Linked DNA regions of Homo sapiens: region 1 is linked to region 2. Evidence: read pairs that join two places in POLR2A ChIA-PET (ENCODE). Cell type or tissue: Panc1. All regions are shown on one strand. Links, peaks and the distances in the headings refer to the core of each region. The heading gives the core; the rest is flanking DNA. Region 1 overlaps STXBP5 (syntaxin binding protein 5). Region 2 overlaps STXBP5-AS1 (STXBP5 antisense RNA 1).

Region 1 (2,817 bases), core at 271-2,770, 230 kb after region 2:
GGTCTTCTACATTTTCTTCTCTTTGCTTAGAAATAATTTGAGGTGGATTCCCTACCATCTTTTGTGGCTCAGCAAAAATATGCAACCTTAAAGATACTCTAGCCTCATTGGCCAGGTTAGGTCCTCCAATAATATACTCTCAAAACATGCAGTACTTTTTCTTTCTACAACCCATACATATCGTTAGTAATGAAATTGTTTATTGAATATATGTCACCCACATTAAACATTCACCTCAGTGAAAGCATGGTGGTGCTGAATGTGAAGAAGAAGATAGGCAGGTGTATTGAAAAGATAGTGATAAAGAGCTAACTATTAAAAGTGCTTAGTTTAACTCTGAGGCAAAGGCAAATTCTGACAAAAAATGGAATTGAGATGTTACATAGCTTTTATTTTCTGATGAGATAAAGCAAATAAAACTTAGATCTGGAGAAACCAGATGTTCTCTAGCATAGGGAAATAAAGTATTTTAGTGGCAGTTTTATTATGGAACCAGTTCTTTCTTTATAAGAAGTTAGAAATTAAATGTTAAGTCAATTCCATTGAAGTTGTTTCTTTGAGAAACTAATGTGAATCAGGTATGAAATCCCATGGTGAATGGCAGTCAGCACAGTGTTGTGTGAACTCCGGAGTCAGACTACTTGGGTCTGAATCCCACCTCAGGTGTTTACTCATTATGTAATCTTAGGCAAACCAAATAAGCCTTCTCTGCTTGTTGCTTTATCTGTAAGATGGGAATAATAATATTGCCTACCTCATTGAGTTGTTAAAAAATTAGATAAATATATAAAGCACTTGTAACGTGCTCTTTATACCAGTTGTGTCACATACACCACTGGTATATGTCTCACACATACTGGTTGTCTCAGATGTTTGATTACCTCTGACAAACACCTAAAATGCAGTTGTTCACTTATCGTGCTTCCACAAAGCAAGTGTACAAGTGGCAAGGTTGACCAAATTTTATAACTGAAGAATCTAGTATTCCTTCCTAAATTGAGAATCATATTTATCTGAAAGAGAAAGGCTGTGATTTAAAAAAGTATTTTAGTCCTTTTTGATGTCAAAAAAAATTTTTAGATATCACATATGATGGTTCATTAGTGGGTTGTGAAAATAGTTTTGCCAGTTGTGACCATCAATTTCTAACTTATAAACTAGAATAGGAAATAGAGAGCACTGCATATTTTAAGGGTAAATATTGATTCATGAAATTTTATTCAGTGGTATATATTTGTCTGTATACTGGATTATGAAGTAAAATGCACTTCTTCCTATGGGGCATTATTAAAATATTTGAAAGTCCCTGATTTAGTAGAAATAATTGGTGATTTGGATTATTAGACTGGGGTCCAAATCCCAGTTCTGCCACTTACTAACTGTATTATCTTTGGTAGGTTACCTAACCTCGCTGACCTTTTTACCTTACCTTAATAAAACAGAGACAATAATTCCCACTTTACAAAATTCTTCATGAAGGACTAAATGAAATAATATATGTCTGGCACATTATAGGTGTTTGATAACTCTAGTTTCTTTTCATTTCTACTTTACACTTTTCTTTTCACTAGTAGACTATATAAGAAGGTGTCAGTGGGGCCAGATTTTCAACAAGAAACAACTTTGGATGGGTTCAAATAGGTACTCAGATGAACTCTAGAGTTTTGAGCTACAGAGCATTAGAAGAGTTAGTTTTCTCCAGAAATGATCACCATTCAAATAATTACCAGCTTTGGGAAAAGCATCTCTTTATTATGGAACCTAAAAGCGAATATTGGGTCCTTGAGCAAGACGTCTGACTAGAGGTGCCTGGTGTTAATCACCATCCCCCCCACACACGCACACACAAAAGGACCAAAAAGAACAGACAACTAAAATTTGACTAGAGCCTCTGAAGGAAAGTGATAGAGCGCAGAAAGCGAGTGGCCAATTCCCCATGGAGTATGGCAACCCAGGATGACGGCATAGAGGGGGAGCAAAACACCCTGACTCTGCTGCCCTGTCTCCCACTTTGAGCCAGGAGGCACTTCCCCTTGTGGGGAAAACGTAAGCCATAGGCCCCCAACAGTCCCCATTACCACTGCAGGCACATGCAGTCCTTCTCTGATAGAATTCTACAGTACTCATAGGCCCTGAGCCCAGTTTGTAGAGCCTCAAGGAATTTCCATGAAGCTGCAATGCTCCAGAGAATGAACAATGTGTGTACCCTCACCACCCCATGACCCAAGCTGCTATAGTATGGTGCCATCTTGAAATTGGAGCCAGTGCTTGAGTGCTCTGCTCAGGGGACCAGTAGCCACTTCATTTGTCCACTCTTGAGGCTCCACTGTCATTCCACCATGCTCACATGGGTGACTACAATGCCATGATCCCAGCTGCTCAGTGCCTGTGGCCAGGAACAGTTGTGGCTCTGGTGCCCACACCCATACAGCATGCTACCCCCCAAAAAAAAACAGATGGTCCTGTACAATGAGGGAGGCAGCCCTGGGCTGCTGCAGTACTACATGTCCTTGCTCCTGACTGGAAAAACAGCCCAGCAGACCCTCACCTGGCAGATGAGTGCCTGAACCAGTTGAACTGGCATGAACCTGTGCCTTCAGTAGGAAAAAAAAAAGCTCAGCAAACCTGCCTTTACTAGGTTCACCCCCCAAGTCAACCTGAAAATCAGCCCATCAAGCCTAAACCTGGCTAAGCTGTACTCCTCTTGCCACAGACGTCTACAACCTAAGCCACTAAGGCACTCACAGACATGGCTGACATGGATTACAGCTGAAGAAATTGCATGGAGACTACATCATGTCTCCACCCAGAACCAAA
Region 2 (2,817 bases), core at 243-2,742:
ATTAGCAACTGAAATTGAGGTGCATATCACCATGCATGGTTGCTTTCAATACTCCACATCAGTGTTTGGGACCAAGTTGCTGCTTAGGGCTGCCCTGGTATTCCAGAAGTATAAAGCTAAGGAATTGCTAAGGTGAGAACTTGGTAATGTCTCTGTCACCACCTCCAGAGTTCTTCCTAGCTATATGCATAGTCTCTGTTTCAAGCCATCTCTCTGCTGAACCTGGGTATGGAAGCCTCCAGACTGAGAACTCAGGAATTTAATGTGGGATGTAGCAACAAGGTAAATTTCCTTGATCTATTACCTAGTTCTTTTACCTATTTGCTATAATAATGCACCTATTTGAGGCACTTCAAGTCATAAGTCACATGGAATAATTAGGGAATTCATCTATGGCTGAAGGGAAGATTCAAAGCACATTTATAAGAGGCATAAAATAAATTTTATAAGTGACTCAAAGTATTTTGTCATGGTTAAGTAGAATTATTTTTTGCTTTCATAGTGGTACATTTTTAAAGGTGCATTTATAAGCTATGGCATGTAAGATTCATGAAACAGTACCTGCGGCAAGGTCAGATGAGACCATGTGGGTAAAATGGTTTATAAATGACAAAAGTCAGTACAAATGAAAAATATGATAATAATACTCTGCCAGGAATCAGTTGAAGGAAAACCACTCCATAAACGTATTTTGTGGTTTATAAATTATGACTCAATAAAAAATAATAAGCCAGGCATGGTAGCATGTGCTAATAGTCTCAACTACTCAGGAGGCTGAGGCAGGAGGATCACTTGAGGCCAAGAGTTTAAGACCAGCCTGGGCAACACAGCAAAACTCTACCTCTAAAAAATTTAAATAAATAAAACATAATAGAGATAATCCAGCATATTCAGAACACCCCAAAACAGAATTTTATTTTGCATCCCCTAAGGAAATACACATAAAATTTAGAGAAATTCTCAGTATAGAATTTAAAGTTCATCTTTTTATGATAGTATATAAATAAGAGCAATAGAGCATGAATTTCTATATATAACATATGTATATTAGAAACGTTCATTAAGGTAACCACCAAAAGTGGTAGAAGGCTACACTGAATATGAGTTTTGTAAATATGGTTCCCTAGTGGCATCACAAGACGTTTCAAACTCACTAGAATCAACTTAGAGAAGAATAAATCCATATAGCCCAGCGACAAACTGCCAAGGCATTCTGAACACCAAGATCTACCATGAGCATCCACTCCAGAATGTATGTGTTATTCACTCAACATACATCTACCGAGACCCCATTCAATGAAAGCAGAGTGTGAGAACCTCTGCTTTCATTCATTGTTACAGCTCAAGGTATTCATTGTTATAGCTCAAGGACATTACTTTGCCTTTTACAATACTAACATTGAGAGTTCCACACTCTAGGAAAAAGCAAGTGCATTCCAATGAAGTGTGTAATAGCATGCTCACCCAAAGATAGTGAGGACAGATTCCTCATTGATCTCTCTCAGTGCCAACAGGAAAATATCCCAGTATGGTGCATTCTACTAAGTATCTCCTTAGGTGTTTCAAGTGGCTAAAAATAAATCAGTCCAAAGTGACAAGTCATGGTCATTAGTGCCTGTGAACCTTTGCAACTACCATCACTTCTGCCTTTTGTATAACTTCTTAACTCTTGTTCTCATAAGTTTCTACTAAATGACTCATTGCCACTGGGAAGCATTCCCTGAACTTCCCAGCATCAACAACTTCTTCATCTATACTAAGACAGTGTCCAGTTCCCTTCCCTTGTGGGTTGGGTTGGCTGGAGAAAGTGCTGGGAGCTGAAGATGCCAGAGGGGTCACCACCCCATGGCTTCCACTATCACCACTTTAGAGGAAAAGTAAAGTGTTCCAAATAGAGCAGGGCCTTGTGTCACTCTGTCTCACCTGAAAGTTCAGTTCCCTTCTGATTGGTGCACTCCCTGCCGAAAACCATTCATTGCCTGCTAACCACCACAGATGATATCCAATCTCTAGAGCAGGAGTTAGTAAACTAAGGCCTACTGGCCAAATCTAGCCCATGACCTGTTTGTGCAAGGTGTGCAGCTAAGAATGCTCCTCACATCTTAAAGGATGGAGAAAATAAGATAAGATGGGACAGAAATTGTACATGGCCCACAAAGCCCCACTTAAAAGGAAACATTTGCTGGCCGGGCGTGGTGGCTCATGCCTGTAATCCCAACACTTTGGGAGCCCTAGGCAGGCGGATCACGAGGTTAAGAGATTGAGACCATCCTGGCCAACATGGTGAAACTCCATCTCTACTAAAAATACAAAAATTACCTGGGCACGGTGGCGAGTGCCTGTAGTCCCAGCTACTCGGGAGGCTGAGGCAGGAGAATCACTTGAACCTGGGAGGCGGAGGTTGCAGTGAGCTGAGATCGCACCACTGCATTCCAGCCTGGTGACAGCACGAGACTCTGTCTCAGAAAAAAAAAAAAAAAAAGGAAACATTTGCTGACCCCCTATTTAGAGAGTGGTGTCGGAGACGTCTTGATCCATTCCCCCAGTGCCTTTCTGGCCTCATCTGCAGAACCCAATATCCAGCCATAGACAACTCCCTGAGGTTACCCCAAAATGTGTCTTGATTATAATACACCCACAGCTTTAAACATGCTATTTATTTTCCCTACCATAATATGATCAAATTCTTATTTTTGAAGATTAATTCTGTAACTGATTCAAAGGTGAGTTTTTGATGGGTGGTAGGGATAAGGGGTACAGGATTCTGGAGGAAGACCACAACAATGGATCAGGAGAAAGATGACAAAAGTCTGAAAA

What was found. ChIA-PET counts read pairs that join two places held together with the same protein. Peaks named below come from ENCODE experiments on the same cell type or tissue, not always from the same donor. Only the 100,000 strongest peaks of a DNase experiment are listed, where the experiment ranks them.
Region 1: POLR2A ChIA-PET joins it to region 2 with 16 read pairs; 2 of 35 experiments call an interaction of 5 or more read pairs at or near these places.

The regions. Positions count from the first base shown.
Region 1 is chr6:147,293,620-147,296,436 of GRCh38, forward strand. All of the region lies in intron 9 of STXBP5 (syntaxin binding protein 5), which reads left to right. Among named protein-coding and RNA genes, the nearest start is that of STXBP5-AS1, 90 kb to the left of the region's middle. In Panc1, for the core only: no CTCF peak of the experiment used is centred there; no DNase peak of the experiment used is centred there.
Region 2 is chr6:147,062,191-147,065,007 of GRCh38, forward strand. All of the region lies in intron 5 of STXBP5-AS1 (STXBP5 antisense RNA 1), which reads right to left. Among named protein-coding and RNA genes, the nearest start is that of LUADT1, 95 kb to the right of the region's middle. In Panc1, for the core only: no CTCF peak of the experiment used is centred there; a DNase peak (open chromatin) is centred at 1,521; H3K27ac peaks cover 721 bases.